Regions from separate parts of the Mus musculus genome. Here region 2 is linked to region 1. The links are chromatin loops, found by intact Hi-C in ENCODE. Cell type or tissue: left cerebral cortex. All regions are shown on one strand. Each heading gives the region's core, and the rest is flanking DNA. Links, peaks and the distances in the headings are about the cores only. Region 1 overlaps Ttc28 (tetratricopeptide repeat domain 28). Region 2 holds the start of Hscb (HscB iron-sulfur cluster co-chaperone).

Evidence for each region. Hi-C counts contacts between places; a loop is a spot of excess contacts. Peaks named below come from ENCODE experiments on the same cell type or tissue, not always from the same donor. Only the 100,000 strongest peaks of a DNase experiment are listed, where the experiment ranks them.
Region 2: a loop joins it to region 1, with 2.3 times the contacts of the local background. A loop is called at or near these places in 7 of 42 quality-filtered maps.

The regions. Positions count from the first base shown.
Region 1 is chr5:111,206,854-111,222,196 of GRCm38, reverse strand. All of the region lies in intron 6 of Ttc28 (tetratricopeptide repeat domain 28), which reads right to left. Among named protein-coding and RNA genes, the nearest start is that of Gm35628, 20 kb to the left of the region's middle. In left cerebral cortex, for the core only: no CTCF peak of the experiment used is centred there; DNase peaks (open chromatin) are centred at 7,008 and 7,724; H3K27ac peaks cover 693 bases.
Region 2 is chr5:110,830,189-110,845,531 of GRCm38, reverse strand. Hscb (HscB iron-sulfur cluster co-chaperone) reads left to right here and starts at 5,755. Exons shown (of 6, transcript NM_153571.2): 1 at 5,755-6,036; 2 at 9,129-9,225; 3 at 9,463-9,552; 4 at 10,733-10,877; 5 at 14,549-14,596. The coding sequence starts at 5,804. Chek2 (checkpoint kinase 2) reads right to left here and starts at 5,549. Exons shown (of 15, transcript NM_016681.4): 1 at 5,484-5,549; 2 at 3,989-4,326. The coding sequence starts at 4,319. RefSeq lists an enhancer at 6,922-6,951. In left cerebral cortex, for the core only: a CTCF peak has its summit at 9,318 (motif pointing left); a DNase peak (open chromatin) is centred at 9,309.

The sequences.
Region 1 (15,343 bases), core at 6,411-8,910:
GCCTGGCAGGGTTGGAGAACTAGGAAATGTCCCTTCAGTGTAGTAGGCCCTTTAGTGGTGGGAATATGGGGACACTGCGGTTAAAGACCTGCCTTGAGCCAGTCCTCCTAAACTGCCTTCAGGTGTCATGGTTTCAACCATCCTTGTACAAAATGAATCATATACTTCCTTTCTCCTTTCTAAAATGGGTCAGAGGATCTGCCCAACCAAGGATCGCTGTGAGTGCAAGCCCTGCCTGGCCTTGCTCCTGCCCCACCTCCTATGATACCTCTGCCCTCAGTGATCTCTGAATAGCCTCTGGAGTCTACTGCAACATTTTAGGCACCTATATGATCGCTTGCTGGTTGGGATATAAGAGGAGGAAAGACTGAGAGTGTAGCTCTCCCTATCTGCCAACACAAGGCCTTGCTACTGCTACCCTCCTGTGGGAAAAGCTAAACCCCATTTCCCTAGAACCCCAGCCTCAGGAAAACATCCAGCTTTAGACAAAGTCTAAAGTCGTGTTTTACAGGCACACCTCCACCCTACTCAGTTGAGTGTCCTGGAGATAGACAGACAGACAGACCTGTAATGAGTCTGAGGTCTTTCTTGTTTTTGTTTTAAAATCAAAAGTCTTTCCCCACCCCCTTTAAAAACAATAAGGTCAGATTATAATCATCCCAGAGACATGGAGTGCTGGCCATAGTGGGGCATGCCTGTAATCCCAGCACCCAAGAGGTATAGGCAGGAGGGTTGTAAGTTTGAGGCCAGCCTGGGCAACAGGAGACTCTCAAAAACAGACAAAGAAAGGAAGAAAAGCAATAAGCAACCTGTGTATCTTGCTTTGTGAATAACACCCAAGACGGTGTGGCTAATGCACAAGGCGGCGGCAGGAGAGTTTCTTTCTCTTACTCTGGCCTAAGGGTCTGGGCTGGGAGCAGCAAGCAGTCAGGATAGAAATGGCTGCCCGGGGTTGCAATGATTTGTGAGGGAAGCTGCCTGCTGGTTATAGCAAACCGATCTGGTCTCCAGACAGCTGCTGCTGCTTCCTTATCTTCCACTGGCCCACAGAGAACCAGAGGAGGGCTTTCAAAATTACAGCTTCCACACACACACAGAGAAAAGCAGGGCTGGCCTGGCTGAGCTGCCCTCTCCCTCCACTGGCTGGTGTCTCCCTTGGCGGATTCAGGCAGCTGCCAGCCTGGGGCGTTCGTTCTGTGGGGACAGTGTGGCCTCTTGGCAGCTGTTCTCTTTGTTGAAGCCACATAAGAGCATCCGGAGAGCAGCACAGAATGGCTGCGCTCACGCTGAGGGGCTAATGTGCGGCTCCTCCTGCCCTTTCTTGGATGCCACTCAGATGAGGAGGTACAGAGGGGCTGTCAGCAGGGATGCCCTCCGTGACAATAGGCTGCGGGGAGGGAATTAAATGAAGATTAGTGGGACAGACAGGCCTCACAAAGCTGGGCCCTCACCAGGGCTGTGGGAGAGGACACGTGGTTAGGATGTATACATGGTCACTGTGGGTCTCCGCCATGGGCTTTCTGTGTGGGAATACTAATGTCTACTTCAAAGGCTGTGGCAAGGGCCACGAGGGCATGCTTAGCACACTCAGTGGGACTGGGTCAGACCAGACAGAGAATATTTCCACTAAGATGGCACCCCTGCCAGTTGAGCAGGGAATGCTGGTGGCTTCTCATTTGAGCTCGCTGGGACCAGGGCCTCAGTTCTTATGCACACAGCACAGAGACCAGTCATACTTCATATTGATTGCTACCAGTGCCTAGCTGGGATTTTAGAGCTGACCTGCTCTTTCCTCTGCCTTCAAGCAGACAAGAGTTCGGCCATCCGCGTGGGAAACTCGAGGTCTGGGGAACAGGAAAGACACGTTCGCCACCCCAGGCTCACCCTGTGAAGGTTGTGAGTCTCAGGGAGGAGAGGGGAGCGGCCAGCAGAATTCATGGACCCCTGTCCCCTTGGCTGTACTAGTCTACCTGCCTCCAGACAGAGCGGGACCTGGCACAGCAGTCAGGCTGAGTAAGGTCCTCCTCGGTGGGACTGTCCACAGATGAAACAGCTCCAGTGTCCCCGCTGTTTGACATATCCTAGGTATTGGGGGAGACTTGGGGTGTTTAAGCAAATAGAGGAAACAAGATGAGGAAAATCAGGCCATCAGCACGGGCACGGGAGTTGTTACACTAGTCTGCTAACAGTTAAATAATAAAGCGAGGCAGGCACGTTGGCACTGTGTGCTCTGTGTGGCCCCCTTTGGATCAGGAGGCTCTTTAGAGTAATCAAGGCCTGCTGCAGGCCTAAGCACATTTTCCCATTTTGGGGATCTCGGAAGAGGAAGTGATCGCTAGGCTGGTCGCTAGGCTCTCCAGGTTACCAGGTCTCGTGCCTACCACAAGACACTGCATGCAGATTTCACACGGGATAACCAGTACTGTGTCCTACGTTAGCTCACGGCCGTGACCTTTAGCCTTATAGGCTGGCGCACACCTTGTCTGGAGTTGGAGGGGACATGGCACTGCATCTGCTCTTTCTGGTGCCTCTGGACAGCAGATGTGGTCCCGAGATCCGTCCCTATCGGCTGGATCTCTGCCTCAAGTTTTCACATGCACCACGTCTACGTGGTTTTGAAAATATCTCGGAGCTTGGGGTATGGATGTGGGGGACGGGCCTAGTCAGACAACAGATGGCTCAAAACAAAGGTGCAAGAGCAGGCGCTAGAACTGGCCATGTCCTTGTAGGTAGCTTGCTGTTATTTTTTTTTTTTACCAAGGTTGGACAGCAAAGTATATTTTCAAACAGGGTGGTGGTGTAACTCCAAAACCACTTATCATATGACTTTATCAGCTGCAAGTGTCTTACAGAGAGGCAGGCTTTTCCACAAGCTGCCTCAGCCTGGTTCATAAATGCTGCAAAGCCACCTGAGGCCTGTGTGCCCAGGGCTTGGGTGCCAGCTGGTGACGCTGTTGGAGTGAGATCGGATCCTGGTGGGCTAGCCTCGTCAGAGGGTTAATACAGCAGAGGGTTCATAGCTGAAGGAGCACCCTGGGGACAGGCGTCTGAAGCAGATGTCTTGTCCCAGACCCCTCCTGTCTCTGTGCTGCAAGCCCACTGAGAGCTGAGCATGCCTGCTGCTGTGGCATTCTGTCCTCACCACAAGCCCCCAGTGATGGAGGCAGCTGGCTGTGGATTGTCGGGATCTCTGCAACTGGGAGCCAGGGCCTGTACTTTTAAGTAACTTTCTTGGGTATTGTATCATGATGACTGAAAGCTAAAAGTTACTCTGTGGTCTCGGAGACACAGAAAGGTCCAGAATTTAGGCCCACAGACCTCAAGAGGCAGGTTCCACTGTTATCAACCAAACTCGGCAGCCTGACTGACTTGCTTCCTGCTTTCCCACATCACACAGAATGCCTCTTTGTGCACAGGGGACACAACTCTCTGCCCATTTCTCCTCTACCGACATCTGCGCACAGCTGAGACTACATGCTGACAGCAGCCACATTGGTGCTGAGGAATTCCCAGGGCTTCAGGTGTGGGAGAAGCAGCAGCTGCTATCCCTGGTGGGTACTGTCTCCAGGGAGCTGTGCTTAGTACTCCTCTGCCTTGACACGATCCAGGCTAATGCACCTGCCTGCTTTTCCTGACAGGTCCTTCTTATTCCTCCAAGGGACTGTGGAAGTGGCCCCATGTTAGCTTTTCTTTAGCTGCCCTTCCCTGGGAGGGGCCTGCCACAGTCGTGCTGGGGAAGCTCTCACGCCCCCACTGCCTTCCCACAAGCAGGTTGGACACACCTGTCTTTTTATGGAAGCTTAAGAAAATAGATCACTTGCTCTGTGGTCCCCTCCATCCATGGTCCCAAAGGCTATAGCTGCATAAACAGTGACAAGAAGCCACCCTAAAGCAAGCATTTGCCCATATATACTTATACCTATACCTATACCCATACCCATACCCTGTGGACTTTGTACACAGACCCACTTCCTAATTCCCTGTGGGTAATCAGAGACCATGGCTACAGGTAAATTGCTCAAAAATCCCCTGGGCCTCTATGGTCATAAATCTCAGCTAGAAGGAAAGATTAATTGTATTATGGAGCAGGAGAAATAGTAATTAAAGCTACGACAAGGGGGCGGCCAGAAGGGGTGCTCCATGGCGCTGATGAAGGAGGAGGGATCAGGCACTGTCATTCCTAACAGCTTGGGCAGGAGAGCAGCTGGTGGGAAGCAAGCCCGCTGTCAGTCCCTGTTGGAGAAGACAGAGCCTGCCGTGTGTCACCGGGACCCACAATCAAAGACAGGAGGCACATGCCTCAGAGTAGCAGCACAGGGAGCTGTTTTCGTAGAATTTCTGTGACACCGAGATAGCTGTTCTGCCTCTCCTCAGTCTGGGCCTCTAAGATCGGACCAGTCCTACCTCTGTGAGCTCTTTCAGACCTGCAAAGGGTGAGCTGGTTAAAGTTTGCCACCTCCCAGGCCGGATGTCCCTGCTGGTGCTCCAGGGCTGAGCCAGCCTACGGGCAGCCCTTCCGCCCTTCCGCCCTTCCGGTCTGCCCAGTCTCTTGCTTCTTTCTGCCCTTGCTTTGGCTGTGGTGGACTTTTCCAGTAGCAGCCCCTCCCCCGATCTTCTTCATCCTGGTATGCTCCTCCCTATCCAGGAAGAGTGGAGCACCGTTAAGGGACTTGCATTGCCAGTATGTGCAGAAGAGCTGAGTTTCCTCTCGGGGCCAGGGGGGAGGATCGGCAACTCCAGTCCCCTGGTGCCACCACACCACACCGCCATTTCTCTCTGCAGTGTAGCAGCAGGAAGATGGGCTGGGGCCAGGGAGCTGCTCGAGGGCTGCATGGCCGCCCTACTGGCCACGGGTTTTGTTATGGCACCAGAACAAAATATGTTACCGCCTGATGGATAAGCTGTCTGAGCCCTTGTCCCAGGCTAGCAGTTAATACTATATGCAGCAAAGTTCATGAGATTGGAGAGACATCCACTAAGAGAGGTTTCCCCAAGAAGGTTTGAGCGCATGTGCCAAGAAGGTTTGAGGGCATGCACCTCTGGGTGCTCCAACCCCACCCTTGACCTGGTGAGACCATGGTGAGACCATGGAAGTCTGTGCACTTGAACCAGACAAACAAGCTTCACTGGCCCGAGCATTGCCTCATCCCCGTGGGGCTGATGGAAAAGGTTTTGGTTAAAATTTGTCATTAGGAAATAAAAGTAGGGTGGGGTGGTGGTGAAGAGATGGCTTAATGGTTAGGAACAGTGACTGCCCTTCCAAAGGTCCTGAGTTCAATTCCCAGTACCCACTTGGTGGCTCACAACCATCTGTAATGGGAGCTAATGCCCTCTTCTGGTGTGTCTGAGTACAGCTACAGTGAGTGTGCTCATATGCATATAGTAAAAAAAAAAAAATTTCTTTTAAAGAAAGAAATGAGAGGGGCACAGCTTATAACCCGGGCTCTTGGGAGGCAGGGCTGGGAGGTTCACCACAATCTCCATGCCAGCCTGGACTGCTGAGTGAGACCCAGAAAAGAGAGAAAAGAGGAAAAGGAAGCTTGTGATCTAACCCGTTATCTGGAGAAGCTTCACCGATACCATCCGTACCATCCCAGAAACGCTCACGTGGAGACCTTCTGGAAACTCTTTTTGGGAGACGAGAATTCTGGATCTCTCCTTCTGCTTTGCCAGGAGCTCCAACTCAGACAGGAAGTTCTGCAGTGCCAGCTGTCAGCCCCTCTGTGTATTTTTTTGTATTTGCCCTGAGTCCTGGTTTCGTATTTCTACTGCATCATCATATGATGTTATGAGTGATGTAGAATCCTTTACGGGATAAGACAATTTGCAGACAACTGGGCAATGGTCCCTTTACGCCCACTGAGCCCAGCTTTAGGTATCAAGCTGTCGGTCTGCACTTGGGGGCAAGAATAAATAAGACGGGGGATTCTTGGGTGGGAAAAGCCCCCGCAGTTCCCAATGCAGAAAGAATGAATCGTGAGCTGGCTCGCCCCACCCACCAACCCTTTCCAGAAGAACACACAGCAGTGGCAACTCTCCTCTCAGTCAGCAGGCAAGCAGCCACCGCCCAAGTCCTGCGCACCCTGGAGGGACCTCAGTGGTTGCCCTAAAGGTCTTTCCTCCGCGGAGCCCACCTCACCCTCTCTACCTCTGCGTCATCCCTAGTAGGGACGCACTGTCATCAATCATTCATTTTCCAGATGGAGAAAGTGAAGTCACAAGAAGGGAGTGGCCTAGCTGAAGTCCGACAGCTGGTTACTGTTAGTCCGGACCTGTTTCCCATCTCACCTCCCCGGAGTCAGGCTCTGCCAGCCCTCTGGAGTGAGGAACACCTGGATTTATTAGGCTCCGTTAGCTCTGACATAAACTGCTGAGCAACCTTTAAATGTGAACACTCACTGTGTTACCACAGTGCATGCCACGAGTAGAGGGTCACTGTGACAACCCGGGGTGACAGGTGTAGGAATACCCACCCATCCCCACTGTGTGGGTGAACTCACTCCAAAGCTGCCAAAGGTTTTTCTGCATCAAAGAAAAAAAGAGAGAGAGAGAATGCTTTCACCTTGTACTTTGGTAACACAAAACATACAGATGGCCACGGAGCAGGTTTGCATCAAGAGATCTGTATTTCTTTGATGATTGGCCTCTTATCTGCAGTCGATTTTACAGGACTGCTTTTGAGAGAGGATTATCACCAGTCATTAATAAGACACATCAACTGGCTTAGTGGTGATTTAAAAAAAATCATTAATAAAATTTATTCAGTATAGAAATATGTTCGTAACTAATTCAGAGATACCTCATCCATTAAACAAAAAAAAAAATATTGTTGCACAGCTCATTACAAGAGGCTGGGGGAAGAGACAAAGGCTGAGTTTTCTCTTACAAGGCATTTGCATAAATTAGTTGGGGAAAGCCTCCTCCACTGAGGGTTTTGCACTGCACAAACCCCATGTATGACGATCCTGAGAGGATCTGGGAGGCAGAAATTAGAGAGCGGCGAAGTGGCTGTGTGCACTATTACAGGAAGACACAACACCCACGAGGCACAACAACGATGCTAAGCAGCTTGTGCTGGTGCAGGGGAGATGCAGGGAAGGCAGGCTGACTGACTGCAGCACCGCACCGCACCGGGTGGGCGGGCGGGTGGGTGGCTCCTAATTGGCTAGAGTCTCCCAGTTCCTAGAAAGAGCCTCCAACTCTGAGGACAGGTCTGAGCTGAGTAAGCCATGGGGACCTAGTGTGTCCTCCAAGGGGCAAGCAGCTTCTCCTCAAGGCAACCGTCACAGGGCCTGTCACTCCGACGGACCAGAGTCACAAGCGTAGCTTTGCAGGGGCTGGCATAACCCCCGGGTGATGGCTCACTGAGGGTAGAGTAGAAATAGACATTGGGTTTCAAAGACTCAGCCGGAGGCTAGGAGTGTAGAGTGTCTTTAATCATCATATTGATTACGTTAGGATGCTGCTTTTGATATATGTAGTTAATAAAACATCACCAGTTTCACTCCATTTTACCTTTAAAACTTCAGCTACTAACAAAGATATAAGTGACTTGCAAGGCTCAGCTGCTCATTGTTTCCCTCAGCACTATGAGCTGAGGAAGGAGCCACACCCTCCTCTTCCACCTCCTCCTCTTCCTCCTCTTCCTTTCCCTCCTCTAGCCCTGAGTCTGGCCCACATCAGAACCTGTGCCAGCCTTTGCAGCACTAACCTGAATTCCCAGGGTTTGGCTCTCTAGGGCCAGATCCTTTGCCTACTCAAAAGTCTCACAAAGAAATGGGTTGATGGGAATTATTTCGGTTGACCTGCCATTCTAACAAACTACTTGATCTCAGAAAACCTCAATCTGCCCAGCTAGGTGGCTAAGGAGAAAGACTCAACCATACTCAAGGGACTGGCCTTGTGTTACCTGTCCTCAGTCACGAGGAGGAGTACAAGAGCTGTGTGATCAAAAGGGCTGAGCTGAGTGTGGGGAGGGGGAAGGAACAGAGGCTAAGAGATTACAAAGCAAGGTCCGTGTGCCTGGACAGCCTGATCTGCTGGGCTGAGAAGCACGACAGGATCTGTGGGCTGGCACTGGTGATCCAAGCATGACCAGGCCCCCTCTGCAATCCTTTCTCATTCCAGCATGTTCTCTGACGCGTGGAAGGCACAGTGACTCGGTGGGTGAAGGGCTCTCATGGCTCCTGGTTCTAGTATTTCTCGGCTGTGTGAGCCCAGGCAAGCTGTTGAATCTCAAACTTTATTTTCATTGTTTGTAAACTGTGGCTATCATGGCCCCTGTAAGGCAGTGGGAAGATGAGGTGCATGCGGTTCCCCTGGGGGCACCCAGCACCTCTCACTTTGGTGGAAATGACTCCTGCACATGGGGATGCTAGCACTTCCAGTGGCCCGCTCTGTGGGTCCCTGTGATAGTGATGGTGTGCTAGTGAGGGATGCAGACAGAAGTTCCTTTCAGCCTAATGTCAATGAGGACCCTTGGGTACCTTGCTTCCACATCAAGGCTGACAAGCTGGGCCTGACATGTGGCTTTCTGACAGGCTAAATTTCTAATAAGCTCTTAGGGGACAAGAGCCAGGACACAGTGTAGGGGCTGAGGCTAAGTGGAAATGTTTGCATGAAGGGACAGCTCTCCCACCTGGATCAGCTTTGGAACTGGAATGTGCAAAGGTCTGACCAGGGCTCCTTGCTGAGAACCCCACGCTTATGCTAATTCAACACTCGGCCAAGCCTTTGATATCCAAGCTACCCTCTCCCCAGATTTAGATGTGTCTGCCTTTGCTTGCACCCCATGAAGAAGAGAAGGCCTGTGTTCAGACCCAAGGCTGTGTCTACCACTCTGGAGAAGCAGGTACACAGGCAGTGTCTGTTTGGTAAGCACCGAATCCTCCATATCCAGGAGGACCGCCTACCTCCAAGACCTCTGCAGGACAAGTCCCTGAGACATCAGAGGATCTGCATGGACCTCGTGGCCATCTGTGCTACCGATGTAGGGTAAGCGCTGTGTTGTTAGGGAATAAAGACCAGGGGGAAAATCCAGACTTTTCATTTCAAGGTTGACCAAGTCTGTGACCACGGAACCTGAGTGTCAGATCCACTGTTCAGTACTTGGCCGTGGTGTGGGCAGAGAGCTGCTAACCCACTCCTTTCAAGAAAGTTCTATCTAGTAATTATGTTTACAAGCTTGGATGTTTCAAAACTTGGAGCAGAAACTTTTCCCAGGGAAATATTTTATCTAAAATTAGTTTCCTGGTGAAGTTTTGGGAACCTGAGGAACCACACACACTAACTGTGGATACAGCTGACCCTTTCTATGCCTCGACTTTGTCAGATAGCTACAGCCACGGGCTGCCTGCAGACAAGGCTTTGGCACAGGAATCCTCTCTGATTATTTTCTTCTGTCCCTGGGCTAATCCCTAAGGTAGTAGTGTTGGAAGAAGACACATCCTTTACTCAAAAGACTCAGAAATTTTGATTTCTTGTATTTGAGTCTTTTATGCCAAAGATGTTAAGAGATAGATTGTTGGGGAATGTGAGTGCTGTGGTCTGACCATCCAGCCAGAGGTGTGTATCCCTGAGAGTGGCCTGGAGACAACAGAATGCAGTGTTAGGCCTTCGGTCCTACTAATCAGACGACACCCTTGCTTTGGAGAGAGGTACACCTAACCTGGCCTGCAGCACAGTCCTCAGCCTGGCACCTTCAGGTGTGACTCTGATGCATCCAAGGGCAGGGGCGTGTCCAGTCCTTCAGTAAACAACTAGAGAAGTGCAGGGTCTGCTCCTGATGCCAGGAGGCGAAGAAATAGGAGACCTTACCAGCTCTGACCTCTAGTTGAGATTGCAAGAGGAAAATGAAGTATCTTGAGTTGTTGCTACAGAAACTAAGCTCTGGATAAAAGATGGAAGACCCCGTTTTCAGTTTTGGCACGGGCCTCCCAGGACCGTGGCCTTCTCCCTTTCTTTTTTACTGTGAAGTAATGAATTTCATAGGGAGCTGCGGAGGCAGCATGGGGACCTTTTGGGTTTCCTGGGACAGATACCTATGAGGACACTGGTGTGCCACTCAGCGTCTTGTCACCAGTGAGTGACGGCTCCAGCCGCCCTGAGTCCTCACCAGCACTTGGTGTTGCCTGTCTTGTCCGAGCCTGGTTTTTGGTGCCCTGCACCAACAGATACCTCACGCGCTTATTAATAAAGTAGTCCCACTGCACCTTGTGGGAGAGCTGGACTTAGGCTCTCCTCAGTTGGTGACTCCTGGCATAGACGCAGGTGGAAAAAGGCTCTCCCTCCCAGGGGGTGTGGAGGGGACTAGGAGTCTGACCACGCTCCAGAGAGTATACAGACAACACAAGATAGACTAGTTTTCTCCTTTTAGGGGGAGGGGTAGGAGGGCTGAGGGGCAGACGTGGGAAGATTAAGGGGTGACCCTGATCGGGGTGCATGATGTGACATTCCCAAATAATCTATTAAAAAATAAATAAGTAAAAAAAATTAGTCCACATTGTTTGCTTTTCTACTGTTGACTCTGTCTTCATCCCTGGTCTCGCAACCACCCTTGCCCGTGGTATATAACTCTTTCAGCATGCTTTTAAAGCCCATTCCCTAATGTTCTGTTAAGAATTTTATATCTAGCCAGCAGGATCGCTCAGTAGGTAAAGGAGGCTGCCACCCAAGACGCCAGTCTGGAGTCTGATCCCTGGATCCATGTAGCGGTAAGAGGGACAGACTCCATAGAACTGTCATCCCCCTGTGTGTAGCACAGGCTGAGACAGACTCCACAGAGCTGTCTTCCCCCCTGTGTGTAGCACAGGCTAGACCGTGGCACACCCCCACAGCCATCATGTGTATCTACATGGCTTTGTAGAAGAGGTTGGGAGTTTCTCCTTTAGGTTTCTAGGAGAGTGAAACACTTGTGCTGACTCCTTAAGTGTTTCGTACATTTATCCTTCAAAACCGGCAAGAGATCTCAGTGAGAGATTTCTTTTGGGGGGAAGTTTAACTATAAACTTGGCTTTCTAACCAGGTTGAACAGTCCTTAGGTTACTGCTTTTCAAATAATTGCTCCACATTATTTCAGCTGACAAATATCTGTGTGCATCCTGTGGACAGGAGGTGTGTACCACCCTCTCCACTTCCTGTGTACAGGCAGTGTGCGGCACGGTCCCCACTTCTCTCTAAATGCCTGCAGGTCAACACTGATGCCCTTCACTTCATTCCCAGTATTTGTGACTCATGTTTCACTGCGGATTTGTGAACTGTATCGACCTTTTCAAAGAGCAGCTTTTATTTTTATTGATCACTGTTTTTTGTCCTTCTGTTTCCCTATTTGCTCGTGGGCTTTGGGTCACTGGTTTTTGCTTTTACTTTATAATGTCCTTTCTCCTGGCCCGTTTGCTCTCCTAGTTTCTGCGGGGGAAGCAGATGATGGACTTGAGGCTGTTCCTCTCCTGGTACCAGGATCTCCCTGCCATTGCCGCTCCAGCCGAGCCCCACACATTCTGATAACTTATTGCTTGCACTCAGTTCTGCACATTATCCCTCTCCCTCCCAATGTTCGGACAGACCGATGGATGATGTGGGTACACTCCTTAGTTTCTCAGTGTTTGCATGTTTTTCCAGCTCTCTGGTTTGGTTCCATCGAGTTTGGACAACATCCTCTGTGTGACCTCAAATCTTTCTAATCAGATTTTCTTTAATTTCTCATATGGCCCAGGATGTTAGCCACCTTGATAAATGTCTGTGTCTGCCTATATCCTGATGGAATGTTGTGGAGATGCCATGTGTTCCTGTTGGTCCAGGTGCAGGTGGGAAAGTCTTTCAGTTTGCCTGTATTTCTGCTCTTACTGTATTCTCCGTCCTTCTTGGTGCTCCAAAAACTCCTGCTTTCGTTCCCTTTCTGTATAAAGTGCTATCTTGCTATTGTCTTGGTGTCTTAGTTAAGGTTTTACTGCTATGAACAGACACCATGACCAAGGCAACTCTTCTAAGGACAACATTTAATTGGGTCTGGCTTACAGGTTCAAAGCTTCAGTCTATTATCATCAAGGTGGAAGACTGACTTCCAGGTAGCTAGGATGAGGTCTTATAGCCCACATCCACAGAGACACACCTACTCCAACATGGCCACACCTCCAAATAGTGCCACTCCTTGGGCCAAGCATATACAAACCATCACACTAGGAATGAGTCTGCTGTTGACAAATTCTGTTGATTTTCCTCTAACTGAGAATGTCTTGATTTCCATTTTGGTGGGATACAGGATTCCAGGCTGACATAGGCAGATTCTTTCAGCCCTCAGGGATCATTCTCTTTCCAGTCTCTTCTGAGAACTGCACTGCTGTTCTCTTGCCCCTCTTATGGTTTCTCCCTAGGGTCTAGCTCCGGTTCCCCAAGCTTGACTACCGTGCATCTCTGTGTAGCTCTGCAGGGAATGAGGTGCTGAGAACAAAGCAGTGCCCTAAAGACTCCCTGTCCATCACTCCTTTCCTGGTTCCTCCACTAGATCTAGCTTTTCTTAGATTGTATCTTTCTGGGAAAGGGGATCAGCTACTTCTGGGTGTGGGTGTGAACCAGCTCCAGCTCTATGTGGCAGTCACATGTCTACCATTACACTCTTTCACAAGATAATGGAGCAAGTGTCTTAGGCTGGCAAGATGGCTCGGTGGGCAGAGTGCTTGCTGCCAAGCCTGAAGGCCTGAGTTCCAGCCCCAGGATCCACATAGCAGAGGGAGAGAAGCAATACAAGTTGTTCTCTCACCACACACGTGTGCCTATGCACACACATGTGAGCCCACGTGGTAACTCAGGTCTTAACTGCCGAGCCATCGCTCTTTCCCTGGAAATGCATTTTAAAACCGCAGCTCTCCTTCTGAGGAGTTTAGCTCATTCCCTGGAATAGATCGCAGCAGCAAGTGTCTCACACACACAAATCGTTATGATCTCAAGATACCATCAGAATTGTTAGAGCTTGCTTTTATGAGTGTTTAATACTGTAGATGGGTGGGCTGCTCGACTCTAGGGAAGAGACCCCCAAGCCCTTCAAATGTTCCAGTGGATTCCTCACTGCCACCAATTAAACAGCAACGCCAAACGAAGGTTTGCAAGTTGGTGTTCCAGGGGAGCTAAGGGGCTAAGAAGCAAGTGCGTACGAGAAGGGCCTGATTGTCCCGTGTGCATCCCCAGTATAGAGTCTCCATCAAGATGCCTGTCCCGCCAAAGCTGGTGCCTCCTTGACAAGAGGTGAGGGCAACCTGAGACGCCGAGCTGCTGGTTGGACTTGGCCAGTGACACCTTGGCTTTAATAGTTTGGGAAAATCCTGCTCATCACCGAGACCAAACAAGCTGACTGCAGATTCCACCCTCCACCCCAGGCAGAATGTGAGGAGGCCATGTGTGTCAGCTGCCACTGCATCCTGAGCTCTCCGCCACTAGGCGGCATTGCCTCTCCAAACAGCACATAACTCCATGTGCATTAGAGATCTGATGGGGCTTGTGTTCCATTAGGAGGAAATCAATATTGTTAAACTGAACTCAAAGGTATGAGCAAAGAATAAAGGATTGTTCAAATAAATGGAGATAACAATGACCATCGGTTCCCAAGCACAGACACAGAAGCAAGCATGAAGCATGAGACTCCACGTCCTTCCGTCCACTCCTTCCTTTCCCCGAGTTTGGGAAGGGATGGGAGATCTAAAGGGATTAAAGACGGTGAGAATCAAGATGCTGCCCTGCCTTCTGTGAACTACCCCTTGTCCTAAGGGATGCACAGACCCCAAGGGCTGATGCTGGGTACAGGGATGAGCTAAACTAGCTGGAAATAAACCTCAAGCAACTCACATGGTAGACTGGGGGAGGGGGGCGGTGTGCAAGGCGGGAATATGGAAGGAAATGCAAACAGCCTAGATTGGAGCATGAGGTAACAGAAAACAAAGCCTGCTTCTGAGGAACATTTACAGCTCAGGGGGACCTGGGAGGACAGACAGACAAGCCTGTGGGACAAAGACAGATGCCCCACCACAGTCTGTTTTTGAGTGAGCAGTGTGGGTGGGGTTGGCTGTCAGAATCAGGGGCACTGAATGAAAGCTTACTTGAGTGAGATGGTGCCCTCTGCAGGAAGGAGGAGAGGAAGCCTGCTTGCCTGGAGCCCCTCCCCACCCGGCTGAGAGACAGCTCTGTAGTTCAAATTCCTGACTCTGAGCTGAGGTCCCAGTCTCCCATCTCTGCAGTCCTGTAAGCTCTAAATTGCTTGAGCCTCCCATATCCCCAGAAAGGTCCCTTTCTCCTCCCAACCTTTTGGCTTTCTGGCCCTGAGCTTCCTTCCCATCTTCCTCTGATCTGTGGTTTCACGCACAGAGGCTAGGACCATGAAACCAACTACATTCAACCAGGTGGTCTGTGTAGAAAGACCCACCTACAACATGCCAGCAATGTCTTGGCAACCGTTCAGGAAGGTGGCTAAGGAAAAGCTCTTGTTCCTGGGGAGATCTGAGTGTGGCTCCAGCTATTTGGGACGCCCTAAACAGCATGCAACCATGTAACCTCCCTACCCATCAGGTGCAGAGTAGCTGTGGGGTCAAGATAAAGTTGAGAGCCACAAGGTCCCATCAGCACAAGGTGGACTCTGATGGGAAACCTTAAAGCAGGTACAGCCTGGGGGTGGCTGGGAATGATATACCTGTGATCTGAAATGGCCCTAGAGATGAAAGGGCTGCACATGGCTCTGTCTAAAGAGGCTTTAATGTTGCTGTGAACTGATACTGTTCACACCGACCCACCGATCTCAGCCTCTGGAACATCTGCTTCCAGACTGTCGATCCTTCAGAGGGCGTAGGTCAACCCAAGTGCCACACAGCATCCCAGTAAGAGCTCCATCTATTAGCACTGCCTTTCTGGGGTCCCTGAATCATTTCACAGGCTATACACACACAGCACGGTCATGCTACCCATGACCCAGACGCTCTAGAAATGGCTGCAATCTTCTCAATAAAGGCAGGTTAATTAAATACATAACTAAGTAGGCATGGCTTTATAGCTCTTTTACTTATTCATATAAACAAACCTATAGATCAGAAATATGCATTTCTTCAGGTCAGATTCCTAAGACTTGATTTTTTTTTTACACTTGGAGAAACAGTTACTGGAATTATTTTTCAATTATGGGTTTATTAGCTTGGCCCAAAAATCTAAGACTGGAATTAATATTTTAAATGCAGAAGAGGAGGGGGAAGAGGAGGAGGTGTCCTATCACTAAATAACATGAAACATTGTTGCTATTAAGTCTCAGGACTGTGGTTCTACAGGTCAGCAAGGAGTAAAGAGCAATGTTGGCATTCGAACCCAAGAC
Region 2 (15,343 bases), core at 8,374-10,873, 380 kb after region 1:
GGACAGGGTTTCTCTGTAGCCCTGGCTATCCTGGAATTCACTTTGTAGACCAGGCTGGACTCGAACTCAGAAATCCGCCTGCCTCTGCCTCCCAAGTGTTGGGATTAAAGACGTGCACCACCACGCCCAGCAGAGCTGAGAGTTTTATATCTTCACCTGAAAGCTACTAGGAGGAGACTGGCCTCCAGGAAGCTAGGAGGAGGGTCTCAAAGCCCATGCACACAGTGACACACCTATTCCAACAAGGCCACATCTTCTATTAGTGCCACTCCCTAGGCTAAGCATATACAAACCATCACAGCTCCCTACCTGGGATGAGAGGACACCTCTGTTCACTTCTCCCCAGGAACAAGGTCAGACAATACTTCAAACGACATGAATGGCTCATCTCCTCTCTCCCTTTGTGTTTAGGGTCAAGTATTAGCCAAAGATAAATTTGGGCTTCCATCTTTCACTTACATCTCACTACCACATTGGTTATCACATTAAGGTCATCCCACTCAGTTACTCTACAAAGATGAACCCTTATTACACTTCTCTGTAAACCTTCTTCCTGACTTCCCCCCTCAGAACATGAAGTCCACGAGGACCGCTGTGACTATCTTACTCAACAGTGTAGCTCCAGGCAGGTTAGTGGTGGCATAAACCTTTAATCCCAGCACTGGGAGGCAGAGGCATGTGGATCTCTGTGAATTCAAGGCCAGCCTGGTGTGTACAGTGAGTTCCAGGACAACCACGGTTGTACAGATAGACGGTCTCCAAAAAAAAAAAAAAAAAAAGGGCGGAGGTGGGGGTATGTGGTGTGATCCACAGCCAGGCATGGTGGTGCACGCCAGTAACCTCAGCATGAAGGTACTAGCAGAAGGACTAGAAGTTCAAGGTCATCCTTGGCTACATACACAGTTTGAGGTCAGGATAGGCTCCATGAAACACTCAAGAAAACAAAAAGAAATGAAGACAAGAGAACTGGCTTTAAGAACAGAAATCAAAGAAAGAAGGAAAGAGGAGAAAAGGCAAAGAAGAAAAAAAGGAACCTTTTCAATTCATTCTGATGGCAGTTAAACCTTAGTAACAAAGACAAAGACAACACAAGAAAGATACAAACCAACAACTCCTATAAATGGAGATTCAGACGTGATTAAAAAGCAGTCCACACCTATAACCCAGCATTCAGGAGCCCAAGACAGAACCGCTCTGAGTTCAAGGCTAGAACAGTCTACTTAGTGAGTTCTAAACTGTGCCAGGCTAAAAACTAAGGCTCTGTGCTCTAAATAAACAGTCAGCTGTACTATTAAAGGGGTAGAGGCAGGAGGTTCAGGGGCTCGCAGACAGCCTTATCAACACAGCAGGTAGATAAGTATCATAATACAAAACAAAACTAAAATAAAATAAGCAACAAGAGCTTGCTGACAGGAGACTGATATAGCTGTCTCCTGAGAGGCTCTGCCAGTGCCTGGCAAATACAGAAGAGGATACTCACAGTCATCCATTAGATGGAGCAAAGGGTCCCCAATGAAGGAGCTAGAGAAAGGACCCAAGGAGCTGAAGGGGTTTGCAGCCCTCTAGGAGGGACAACAATATAAACTAACCAGTACCTCCAGAGCTCCCTGGGACTAAACCACCAATCAAAGAAAATACACGGGCTAGGCGTGGTGGCGCACACCTTGAATCCCAGCACTTGGGAGGCAGAGGCAGGCGGATTTCTAAAAACCAAAAAAAAAAAAAAAAAAAAAAAAAAGAAAACACACAGAGAGACTCAAGGCTCTAGCTACATATGTAGCTGAGGATGGCCTAGCTGGTCATCGATGGGAAGAGAGGCCCTTAGTCTTGTGAAGGTTCTATGCCCCAGTATAGGAGAATGCCTAGGCCAGGAAGTGGGTGTGGGAGGGCTGGGGAACAGTCGAAGGGGGGAGAGGATGGGGGTTTTTGGAAGGGAAACTAGGAAAGGGGATAACATTTGAAATGTAAATAAAGAAAATATCTAATTAAAAAAAAGAAGCCATTGAGCTAAAAAGCATATTAAAAATAAGCTGGTGTGTGTTTGTGTGTACATGTGGGGGGTCAGGGGATCTGTCTGACTTTCATCTGTGGATCCAGGATGGTGACTGGTAGCAAGGTCCACCCGGCGCTTAAAGCAGGGTAGTAGAAACTATATACAACAGGGTACACTACCTCATCTATAACCTTTGCATTCAGGAGATGAGATGAGAACATGGTGAGCCAGCCTGGGGACATGGAAAAATAACTGATGGTTAACCTTGACTGTCAACCAGACTGAATCTGAAAACAACTAAGAGACAGCCCTCTGGGTGGACCTGTGAAGTATGAACTGAAGGGAAGAGACTTTACAACAGAGTGTGTGTCACCTCCTACAAGCCAAGACAGGGAGGTCCAAGGGAAAAAGTGTTGCTTGCTTGCCTTCGCTTCTTGCTGGCAAGTGCTTCTATGCCATGATTTCTGCTACTGCCCTTCGCTGCTTCTTTCCAATACAAAGTGAAGATCAGCTCGCTCTCTAGGAATCCTCCAGGCTGTCAGTGCCAAACTGGCACTCCTGGCTGAGACATCTAGTCTTGTGGACTGAGTAGCTCCTAAGTCTTAACTCTCTCCATCATGAAGAGAACTACGAATGGATGATTCAGGCCATATCATGTAACCAATTTAATAGATCCTGTCCCCTAGTTTGGGGGTTTTTTTGTTTTGTTTTGTTTTGTTTTTCTGAGACAGAGTCCCTCTGTGTAGCCCTAGCAATCCTGGAACTCCCAGGCTACCCTCAAACTCAGAGCTCACTTTGCCTCTGCTTCCTTTTACTACCACATCTGGGCTAATCCAGATCTCTTGAGGTGGGAAGATCCACCTTTAAGCTGGACCACACCTTCTGCTGGCAGCCTATATAATGGGCATGAAAAAAGGAAGCTTTGCCAGTTTGATCTCGCTCTTACTGGCAAGTTCATTCCTTCACTGAGCACTAGTGAGCATACTTTTTTTTTAATTTATTATATGTAAATACATGGTAGTTGTCTTCAGATACCCCAAAAGAGGGTGTCAGATCTCATTACAGATGGTTGCAAGCCACCATGGTTGCTGGGATTTGAACTCAGGACCTTTGGAAGAGCAGTCAGTGCTCTTAACCACTGAGCCATCTCTCCAACCCCCTAGAGCATACTTCTACAAGATAGTAATGTATACTAAAGACCAACTAAGACATCCTGCCTGGATTCTTACTGGATTCTTACACCTCCCCTGGGTAGCCATTGTTGAATTAGCTGGACCATAGCATGTAAGCCACTCTAATTAGTCCCTATATATACATACATACATACTCATTCTATCAGTTCTGTTCCTCTAGAGAACCCTGACTAATACAAGTATCTTTCAAAACTGTCTCAGAATGAGCTAGGTCTCCACATTCAAATGAATAAATTTGAACCACATATGGTCGATATGTGTAATCCCAACTGAGACAAGATCAATGCAAGTTCAAGGCCCCAAGGAACTACACTGTGAGTTCCAAGCCCACCTGGGCTGCAGAATTCCTTGTCTCACAAACAAACTAGTAGAGCCTGATAAAAATGTGTGCCTATAAACCCAGCACTTAGGAAGTAGAGGCAGGAAGATCAAAAGTTCACAGCCAGGCTGAGCTACATAGTGAGTTCAAGGCTAACTCAGGCTACAATAGAATCTTTTTTCTGAAGAAAAAAGAAAAATTTGAGGCTAGCCTATGAAATTTAGCAAGATTCTATTTAAAAATAAAAATAAGGTAGCCAGGGATAGGACCTTGGATGTAGTTCAATGTAAGAGCTCTCTACTATGTGTAAGGCCTAAATCTGATCTTCAGTATGAACAGGGCCACCAGGAGGAGATAAACTCTACCACAGGGGCCCTGAGACTTCTGCTGCAACAACCTAACCACCTTCTTTTTTTTTTTCCTAACCACCTTCTTTAACTGTTTCTCTGAACACACACTATATCATATAACAAAGTGCCTTACCTAGATTGGAGAATCCATCCTGAAGAGCCCATAGCCGAGCCCAAGGGGCAGGACCAGGTTCTTCAGGTTCTTGGTCCTCAGGAATAGAACAGAGTTCCTGGGTAGACACTGTCTCCAGCGAGCTCAGAGTCCCAGAACTGGAGTGCGAGGACTGGCTGGAGGACGGCACTGTGCCGGTAGAGGAGCTGGACGAACCCTGATACTGTGAGAGCTCGTGCAACTGAGAAGGAGTGCCTTGGGGCTGGCTGAAGCCACCCTGGGACTGTGAACAGGAAGCACTGTCATGAGCCTTCGAGGAGGTGCTGCTGTGGGACTGATGATGACTCTTCATATCCGACCTCGAAAACAAGAGTCCAACAATAAGGAACAAGGCTCTGGATTCGAGAGTGGAGAAGGGGAGGGAGCAGGAGAGGACTCGGCAGGAAAGTGCACATACTATTCTTGCAGAACCCAAGTTTCCCTACGTTCTCAGCACCAAATCTGGCAGCTCGAGGTTTCCTATAACTCCAAAGTCAGTGGCTCTGTAGTGGATCTTGGCCTCTGCAATCACCAGAGCTCACACTTGCACTTTCCCACACAGATAACATAATTAAAAGTAAAGTAAATCTCTACCCAAAATTAGTCATGTGGCTGCTATAACTCAATGGTAGATGGTTCATCACTTCTCCAACAGAAGCAAAGTACTGGATCCCACTCCCAGTATTGTCAAACATACAAAATGAAGACAGTTAAGGAGTCAAGAGTACAGTTCCCAGCACCCACATCCAAAAGATCACAAACACCTGTAATTCCAGCTCTTGGTGATACAATGCCCTCTATTGGCCCCCGTGCGCACTGCACAGACTTAGACACGTGATTAAAAAAAATACATAAAGAAATTTAAAGGAACGGGCACATTATGACCACCTCAAAATGAAAGACAGGCCCATTCATGAGTGGGGAGAAAAAAAAGTGACCATAGCAAAATCCCAGGATTATGAATAGAATTCCAGAGGCCACTTACAAAGCATTACACCATCTTCCTTCATGTACAGAAGCTGAGAATGGCTTGGTTGTCTCCTATCCATTCCTTGCCATCCTACCCCTCACGTATGCTGAGTATGCAGACGTACCCTCTTCAGTTCCTGCAGAGCCTAGCAGCGAAGATCGGGTTCTCAGTAGGTATTTGGGGAAAGCCATCTAGGGGCTGGCATGAACATTTATAATGTTCGTTATGAAAACTACTTCGCTCTGGCAACGAACAGCCCGGCGTTGTGCCTTCCTATGTGCCCAGACCTGTTTCAGCTCACAAGGAACAAGGAAAGTGAACTTCCCCCCCGCTTCCCCCCCGCGCGCCCCAAGGGCAGATAAAAAGGAAGAATTGACTATGCACAGCGCCCCCTCGCTCGCACAAGAAAGCAGACAAAGCGGAAGCTGCAGAGGGCCCATTTGCACAAGAAGCATGAGAACGGTATTCGACTCCTCAAACACTTAAAGTTTCCCACTTATGACTCACCGCGTGAGACCACCAGGAGCCGCAAACACTGCACAGCCTCCGCCAGTGGAGTGGCGCTAAACCTACGGATACAAACTCCACCCTCAACCAATCAAAAAGCCTTCCTCCCCGGCAGGACCAGTAAGAAAGCCCGAAGATGACTGCCGCGATTAGTCTCAAGGCTTGCTGGGAGTTGTAGTTTAACATGCAGAACGGGACTCGACGTCTTGGTTTCCCGCGGCTAATCCCGCCTCCTCGACTCCCTTAACCAATCAGCAGCGAGACGGTCTTTCCTCCTTTCCCTCGGGTCTTGCTACCTAGGTCAGCGAGCGGCCGTCCCAATGTGGGGATGCGGAGCCCGTGCCCTGCTGGGTGTGTGGGAGGTGCGGCTGGCAGGGTTCCTGGGAAGGAGACTTTTGGGCAGCAATGCCGCCGCGGGGAAGAGCATTGCACCGCAGTGCTGGAACTGCGGTCACGCAAGGGAAGTCGGGTGTGGGGATGAGTTCTTCTGCTCACACTGCCGCGCTCTGCAGCCTCCTGACCCCACTCGTGACTACTTCAGCCTCATGAACTGGTACGGGCGGCGCGTCGTGACGGGAAAGCAGCTCGGGCTTCGTAACCCGAGCGATCTAGGCTTGGGGCCGCGTCTGCGGGGCTGTAATTTCCAGCCAGCTTGGGGGGGTCTGAGGCTGAGGACCACAGTTCAAAGCCATCTTAGGCAATTTGCCGAGACTGATTCAAAACAACTACAAAGATGGATAAGTGTAGGCCATAGGTATAAGTAGTACCTAGTGAGATTTTAGGAGTTTTCCTGAGACGGAGAGGAAATAAAGTTACAGACTGGAGAGAAGATAAGGGTGGAGGCGGGGGTCAAACAGGAGTGAAGTTGCAGATGCCTGTCTGTGATCTAAGCACTTGTAAAGTGGAAAACACAGGTTCAGGAATTCAAGACTAGCAGTAGCTACAAGGACCTTGTTTTTAAACATCAACAAACAGAAACGGACAAGTTTACGGTATAGGGAGGTTTGAGGGCTGAGACTTCTGGAAAATCCATTGGCCAAACTTACAGGAACTGGGAGAGGTTTTTGTTTGTTTGTTTGTTTGTTTTTTAATTTAGCCTCACCTTGAAGTCTCGCCTGGCCTGCCTGGAATTCCACCAACCCCCTCTGCCTCACCAATGCCAGGATTAAAAGCATGCTAGACAACCGTAGGAGATGATACCCCACTTGGAGGCCAACCACACAAATAGGGAACATCTCATCGCAAATAAATTATTTATTTAACGGAGAAAATAAATACAAAACAAGCCAGGTGTGTTGGTGTTATGCCTGTGAGTCCAGCACTCAGAGGGTACAGCTGAGCCTGTACGTTTGATGAGACTCTGGGCTACATGAGACTAGGTCTCAAAAACCGAAAGCAATTAAGAACAAAACAAACCTAGTGTAGTAGCCTATGTCTAAAATCCCAGTGTTCAGTAGGCTGAAGGAAAAGGGTCAAAAGTGGGAACCCAACATAGGCTAAGCAGTGAGACCCTGTCTCAAGAAAACAAAAATTTAATTCAGGCTGAGAATTTGAGGGAGAGACACCAAGAAGTGTTCTCTGTACTTTGTCCCCCCCCCCCTGCCTTTTCTCTTTTTTTAAGACTTATTGATTGTATGTAAGTACACTGTAGCTGTCTTCAGACACACCCGAAGAGGGCATCAGATCTCATTACGGATAGCTGTGAGTCACCATGTGGTTGCTGGGAATTGAACTCAGGACCTCTGGAAGAGCAGTCTGTGCTCTTAACCACTGAGCCATCTCTCCAGCCCCTCCACTCTGCCTTTTTCCTCCCCTGTCTCAGAGATTGGAGAGGTACCGAAGTGTGCGCAGAGTTGAACTAAAGATTAAAATGGGAGGGCCCGCTGTGGCTGTACTCAACTATGATCCCAACCTCCAGACAAAAGCAAAAAGATACAGAGTCCAGTTTGCATCCTACAGTCAGGGCTGCACAGTAGCAGACTGCACAGACTCAGTTGGAATCACTCCCTGGAAAGAAAGGAGTGCTGAATCCTTACTTCATAGTGGTGATAAAACACATCCTTGTATTAGCCAAGGTTTGGGTTCAAATCCCAGGACTATGCTTTAAAAGAATAAAAAAAAAAAAAAAAAAAAAAGCTGAGCAGTGGTGACGCACACCTTTAATCCCAGCACATGGGAGGCAGGGGCAGGCGGATTTCTGAATTCAAGGCCAGCCTGGTCTACAGAGTGAGTTCCAGGACAGCCAGGGCTACACAGAGAAACCCTTTCTCTAAAAAAACAAAAATAAATAAAGAATACCTGCTTCTAGTTATCAAAGGCTCTGTATAGTAGTCTCTATCTGTAATTCCAACTACTCAGGAAGCTAAAGGAGGAGGAGCAAAATTTTCAGCCCTGGGCAATTGAGTAACACCCAGGATTTCTTTTTTAAGTTGCTAAACTTGGCTATATAGCAAGTTTGGAGTCTATAAGGTATTTCTAGCTCTATTTCTCTCTCTCTCTCTCTCTCTCTCTCTCTCTCTCTCCCCCCTCCCCCTTCCCCTCCCCCTCCCCCTCCCCCTCTCCCTCTCCCACACCCAAATTTTGTAATGCCAAGGCTCTAGACCCAATGACATACCTGTTAGCCCACCTATAAAGAAGGCTAAAGTGTTGTCTTGAGGGTGATGTTGGTGGCCCACGCCTTGGGAGGCAGAGGCAGATGGATTTCTGAGTTCAAGGCCAGCCTGGTCTACAAAGTGAGTTCCAGGACAGCCAGGACTATACAGAGAAACCCTGTCTCAAAAACAAACAAACAAAAAAAAACAAAAAACAGAACAAGAAACTCTGTCTCAAAAAGTAAAACATTTGAAATGTAAATAAAGAAAATAACCAATAAGAAAATAAAAAAGTGGGGCAGGAGAGATGGCTCAGCGGTTAAGAGCACTGACTGCTCTTCCGAAGGTCCTGAGTTCAAATCCCAGCAACCACATGATGGCTCACAAACCATCCTTAATGACATCTGACACCCTCTTCTGGGGTGTCTGAAGACAGCTACAGTGTACTAACATATAATAAATAAATAAATCTTTTAGAAAATAAAAAAGTAAAAAGGGGCTGGAGAGATGGCTCAGTGGTTAAGAGCACTGGCTGCTCTTCCAGAGGTCCTGAGTTCAACTCCCAGCAACCGCATGGTGGCTCACAACCACCCGTGATGGGATCTGATGCCTTCTTCTGGTATGTCTGAAGAGATCAAGAGTGTACTCACATAGATTAAATAAATTAATCCATCTTTTTTTATAAAAAATAAAAAGAGGCCTGGCAGTAGGGAGTGGCTTGACACTAAAGTTCTTGCCCAACCTATAGAGACCCTCAGTCACCAAGAGTTTACCATGCATTACACTAACCTCCCTTAATGCGTCAAGCTATCGACCTTCCAGCCAGGTCAGTGTCGTCTCTCCGCTCATGTCCCTTTCTGATCTTCGCTCCTTTGGGTCTCCTCTCTGATGTCATACCTATACCACCTCTTCCGAACCTGTTCTGTTTCCCTTCATTGCAGCTACCAGGTCTTAAAAATAACCTTTGTTTACGCGTTTATTGCATCCTCCCCGAGAGCAGAACCAGACTGTAGTAAATGGCTGGAACTATGAATGATATCTGGTTTTCTTCCAGCAACCGCTCCTTCAGGGTGGACGTTACGAAACTTCAGCACAGGTACCAGCAACTGCAGCGGCTTGTCCACCCAGATTTCTTCAGCCAAAAGTCTCAGGTATTTACTGACCCTCCCCCCAATAGTCCCCATGTATGGGCACAACTGGGTGGGTAGCTCTGTTGCTCTGGGAAAGAGTTGGGCTGCTAGCTCCACCCTGTGGCAGCCTGCCCCTAGACAGCCAGGCCCCAGAGCTGTCATTTCCTCCCAGCTTTTATCTGGCTTCCCAGATAACGGAACACACGCCAGCTTGACCAGCTCTTGTAATGATAAAACTGTTTTTACTTCTGTGAACAGACTGAAAAACACTTCTCTGACAAGCACTCCACCCTGGTGAATGATGCCTATAAGACTCTTCAGGCTCCCCTGACCAGAGGACTATATCTTGTAAGGTGATTTCCCAACCCATCTGTCTGGGACTCCTCTGTATGAGACCTAGCCTGGTCCAGGAAGCAAATGATGGGAAAAGGAAAGGAAAGAAAGAAAAAAAATTTTAAATTTTTATGCAAGAATAATCAGTGTTCTTTGTAAATCCATCTTGTTTGTTTGTATTTTCCTTTGAAAGAAAACATCACTGGTTGTAGCCCAGGCTGGCTCCAGGTTATTAATTCTCTTGCTTCACCACACCCACATCCAGCTCGTTCCTAATTTTTCTTTTCCTTCAGTACTGGGTATTGAACCTAGTGCCTTGTGCTAAGGAAGCACTCTGAACTGAGCTATGGCCCCTGCTTGATGATTACTGGATTTTCTTTCATTTGCTTGCTTCCATTTGTTTGCTTGTTCGCTTTGATGGTACTAGGTTTTGAATCCACTCAACTATATCCCCAGCTGCCTTGTTACTTTTTGAACCAGTCTCACTCAGCTGCCCAGGCTGGAATTGACATGTGATCTTCCTGCCTCAGCCTCCTGAGTAACTTGGGATGCAGCCCCACACCAAGCCAGACCTGGATCCTTTTGCATATCCTAATGTCACCCCTGATTGTAGTGCTTTAACTATTGCTTTAACTATTTTCAATGAATTTGATAAGAGTACTTGGGCTGGGCATAGTGGCGCCTGCCTTTAATCCCAGCACTTGGGAGGCAGAGGCAGGCAGATTTCTGAGTTCGAGGCCAGCCACGGCTATACAGAGAAACCCTGTCTCGGAAAAAAAAAAAAAAAAAAAAAAAAAAAAAAGGAAAGAAAAGAAAAAGAAAAACTAAAAAAAAGGAAAAAAGAAAAAAAGAGTACTTGGGAGTCTTTTTGTAAGGACATCTAGGCGATTTTAGAACTGGAGGGAAAGTTTATAAAGACTCACTTAACATCTGAGATGTGTGAGGTACCAACCATCGCTTTGATGGTACATTCAGCAGAGTGAGGTCCTATACCAGCACTCACTGTTACTAGGACAGCTCAAGTTTCTGAAGGGACACAGTGCTTATTTAGCATGTACTAGGCTCTGGGCTCCATTTCACCTGACACTCAAGGCTTCCCCCAGGAGTGCCGTGTACTCTGAAGGAGTGAGCAGTATTTACTTAACACTGAATGTTTCCTAACCAAACTCCTTTTCTTTGTGCTCCTCCCCAATAGCTAAAGCTCCAGGGAATAGAAATTCCTGAAGGGACAGATTACAAAGCAGACAGTCAGTTCCTTGTGGAAATCATGGAAATCAATGAAAGACTCGCAGACGCCCAAAGTGAGGCCGCCATGGAAGAGATAGAAGCCACTGTCAGAGGTAAAGGGAAAAATGATAATAAATATGCTTAATTTCCCCAAGGAGGACACGGCCACATTAGAGGGGAAATGAGAAGGAAAACACTTGCTGGGGGGGTAAAGAGATGGCTCAGCGGTTAAGAACTCTTCCAGAGGTCCTGAGTTCAATTCCCAGCAACTACAGGGTAACTCAGAACCATCTGTAATGGGATCCGATGCTCTCTTCTGGTGTGTCTGAACAGAGTAACAGTGTACTCATAAACATAAAATAAATAAGTCTTTAAAAAAAAAAAAGGAAGGAAGGAAGAAAATCACTTCTTGGCCTTAATTGTCATGCAAGAACTGACTTTGGAAGATAGCTTTAAGCAAGAGTGTAATCAACCAGGACAGCCAAGGCTATACAGAGAAACCCTGTCTCGGAAAAAACAAAATAAAAAAAAATAATGTAATCATACTCCAAGTATTGCAACAGTTGCTTCTATCTAGCATGCTATTTACATGCTGTCGTTATTTCTGGGGATGAAAATGACCCCGCTAGTTGGTAGAAGTTAGTAAAAATGCCCCAGGATCACACAGATCTGCAGCAGAGCAATCGCCTAAACCCTGACCTTCTGACCCAGCCTGTTCAGTTTCCATTTCATTCCATGGTGTATCAGTCAAGGGTCACTAGAAAGCCTGCAGGGGATATAGGTCTAGTTAGTTATTTCACAGAACTGGCCCAAAGGTGGAGACTGACACACAGAGCTGCTACAGGGCAAGGCCTGGGGTCATAAGGTGTTTGTGTACATGTGTGCGTGGTGCACAACCAGGAGAACTTGAGTTCAATCCCCACAATTCCACATGCTGTCTCTGACTTCCACACAGCTGCTGGGGCACACACAACACACAAACACCCACACACACCCAACCAAGTACTCTCTCACTCTAAGTAATTAATGTCATTTTAAAAATAAAATAAAAGTTGGGTGTTGCCTGAGGAGTAACACACAAATGACTTCTGACCTACACAATACTTGCATACACACACACACACACACACACACACACACACACACACACACACACATTGTAGAACAGAACAGTGGGCCAAAAGCTTAGGTTGGATTGGTTTGTTTGTTTTTTTGGGGTTTTTTGGGTTTTTTTGGTTTTTTTGACAGGGTTTCTCTGTGTAGCCCTGGCTGTCCTGGAACTTGCTCTGTAGACCAGGCTAGCTTGAAACTCAGGCATCCACCCGTCTCTGTCTCCTGGTTGTTGAAATTAAAGGTATGTACCATCTCCACCCACTTAGGTTGGATTTTTATATCACAGTCTTAAATATTTTTCTTCTGTTAGGAATCTAAATCTAGCCGGGTGTGGTGGTGCACACCTTTAATACCAACACTTGGGAGGCAGAGGCAGGCAGATTTCTGAGTTCGAGGCCAGCCTGGTCTACAGAGTGAGTTCCAGGACAGCCAGGGCTACACAGAGAAGGAACCTAAATCTGTTGGGTAAGTGCTCGACCACTGAGCACTTTATTTTACTGGGTTTGTTGTTTTTTGTGTATGTCCTGAACAGTCTTGTGTAACCTAGGGTGGCTTTAAACCCACTACTGGAACTAAGAATGACTTTAAACTGATTCTCCCGCCTCCCTCAGTGCTGCGGTTAAAGGTGTAACTGTGTCCTGCTGTCATTCAAGCAGAAGTCCTTTCCCCATTTTTTTGCACATAATGCCCTTAGCTAACTGAATGAGACCCTCTCACAGCTGAGGGTTGTCATAGTTATGGTTTCTATTGCTGTGATAAAACACCATGATCTAAAGCAACTTGGAGAGGATGGGGTTTTTTTGTTTGTTTGTTTGTTTGTTTGTTTTGATTTTTCCAGACAAGGTTTCTCTGTGTAGCCTTGGCTGTCCTGGAACTCACTTTGTAGACCAGGCTGGCCTCGAACTCAGAAATCTGCCTACCTCTGCCTCCCCAGTGCTGGGATTAAAGGCGTGAGCCTCCATGCCCGGTTGAGGATGGTTTATTGAAATAAATATTTACACTCAGATTTTCCAGTAACAGTCAATCACTGAGGGATGTCAGGGTAGGAGCCATGTGGAAATGCTGCTTACTGGCTTGCTCAGCTTGGAGATGTCTGCCTAGACCCACCTGCCTAGGGATGCCATCCACAATGGGCTGTGCCCTCCCCATCAATTATTAAATAAGAAAATACTCAAAAAAGAAATGAAGGAAGGAAGGAAGGCAGGAAGGCAGGAAGGAAGGAAATACTCTGGGGCTGGAGAGATGGCTCAGCACTTACGAGCACTGGCAGCTCTTCCAGAACATTTGGGTTCAGTTCCCAGCAACCACACGGCAACTCACAACTGTCTGTAACTCTAGCTCCAGGGAGCTGACACCTCCCACAGACATACATACAGGCAGGTAAGACACCAATACACATAGATCATTCTTAAAAAGAAAATGCTCTGCAGGCTTACCTATAGCCCAGTGAAGGTTTCCTCCTCTCAGATGACTCAAACTTGCATCAAGTTGACATAAAATTAGGCAACACAAGGATGATCTTTACCGGCTATAAATGTTAGAAGAGAAAAATAAGCAGTGATAGTTGCGTCTTTGGAACTTTGGACAGGGTTTCTCTGTGTAGCCCTGGCTGTCCTGGAACTCACTCTTGTAGACCAGGCTGGCCTCGAACTCAGAAATCAGCCTGCCTCTGCCTCCCAAGTGCTGGGATTAAAGGCATGGGCCACTACTGCCTAGCTGTCATTTTTGCATATTTGCAAAATCCTCACTTTATAATGAGCAACCATAGAAGGGTGATTTCTCCATACCTGTATTGCTCTTGGTGCTTTCTCTTCTACGATATGTAATGAAAATGTTTTCGTTTTCCTGGTTGGCTGTATATGTTATGAGTGGTTTCCTAAACACTTGGTAATGAATGAAATAAATGCCATGACTGTGGATTGTTAACATATGGAAGACTGCAAGAAAGGCAAAGCTCACACTTGACACCTGTGTTCCTTCTCTTTCCCTCAAGTTAAGAAATTCCTGGAAAACAAGAGAAAAGCTTTTTCTTGACTCACAGTTTTAGGGGTTCCGTCCATGGTGGTTCCAGTTGCTCCTGGGAATGTGGCAGGAGAGAAACAACAGAGTCTTTATCCCAGGATTCCTCTCCAGGACCTGCCTCTCATATCCTAAGCCCCTCCCACTAGGCTCCACCTCAACTTTTGGCAACTCAGGTCACCAGCCAAGCTTTCAACATTAGGATCTTTGAGGGAGATTTATCCAGACTGTAGCTCTCTTCCTTCACCCCGCTTCTTGCATGGGTGAAAATGTATACAGGGCCTGTCAGTGCTGCATTCAACAATAGCTGCTAGACAGGCATGAAGCTAACCGGTCACAAGAGAGGCAGGAGAATAGTGAGTTCAAGACCAGCCTAGCCAACACAGACAGCGAAGCCCTGTGTCAAAAGGATGCAAGGACTGAGAGTGTAACTCCATGGTAGAGACTGCACAGTATGCCTAGGGCCTTGGTACAGCCCTCAGCACTACAGAAAGGCAAAGTTCATAAAACCTTGAACCCAGGTCCTAACTCTGTATAGAGCAGCATGGTCACAAAGTACCGTCTTCATATATAACAAGTCTATTAATTACAATTGTAGGCTTTGTAAGTTTATTTAGATAGGAAAATTAAAACATTTATTTTTCTCTTTCAGCTAAACAGAAAGAATTTACTGACAATATAAACAGCGCTTTTGAACAAGGTATTCCATGTCTTTTCTAACTTACACTGATTTAGTGTGTGGTGTGCGGGTGTGCGGGCATCACGAGGAGATTAGAGGACAACTTGCAACAGTCAGCTCTCTTCGTCCACCATGAAGTCCCCCCGGGTTGTCATACTCGGCAGCAAGTGTGTGCCTTACACACTGGGCCTTTTAGACTTATTAATTTTATTTCTTTTCTTTGTTTAATTATTTTTATTTATGTCTACGAGTGTTTTGCCTACATGCATGTATGTGTACTGCATGTGTGCCTGGTGCCCTGGAGTGCCTGGAACTGGAGGTACAAGTTTTCAATCATCACTGAGACTTTTCCTCGGGGGGTGGAAAGTTATAGAAATACCTTCTGTTCAGTAAATATTAAATAACTTCACATTTCTTTTTTTTTTTTTTTTTTTGGTTTTTCAAGACAGGGTTTCTCTGTATAGCCCTGGCTGTCCTGGAACTCACTCTGTAGACCAGGCTGGCCTTGAATTTAGAAATTTGCCTGCCTCTGCCTCCCAAGTGCTGGGATTAAAGGCATGCACCACCACTCCCGGCCCGGCTTCACATTTCTAATGAATTGTCTTTTATGAAAAGAAAACGTGGGCAGCAGTGGGGAAGAGTGACCAGGAAGCAACAAAGGATACAGAAAAGGGGACAAAGGGGACAGGGCACATGGGGGCTTGGTTTGGACTTTGGTGGTGCTGGTGCTGGTGGTGGTGGTGGTATTTGTTTCTTTGGTTCTTTAGA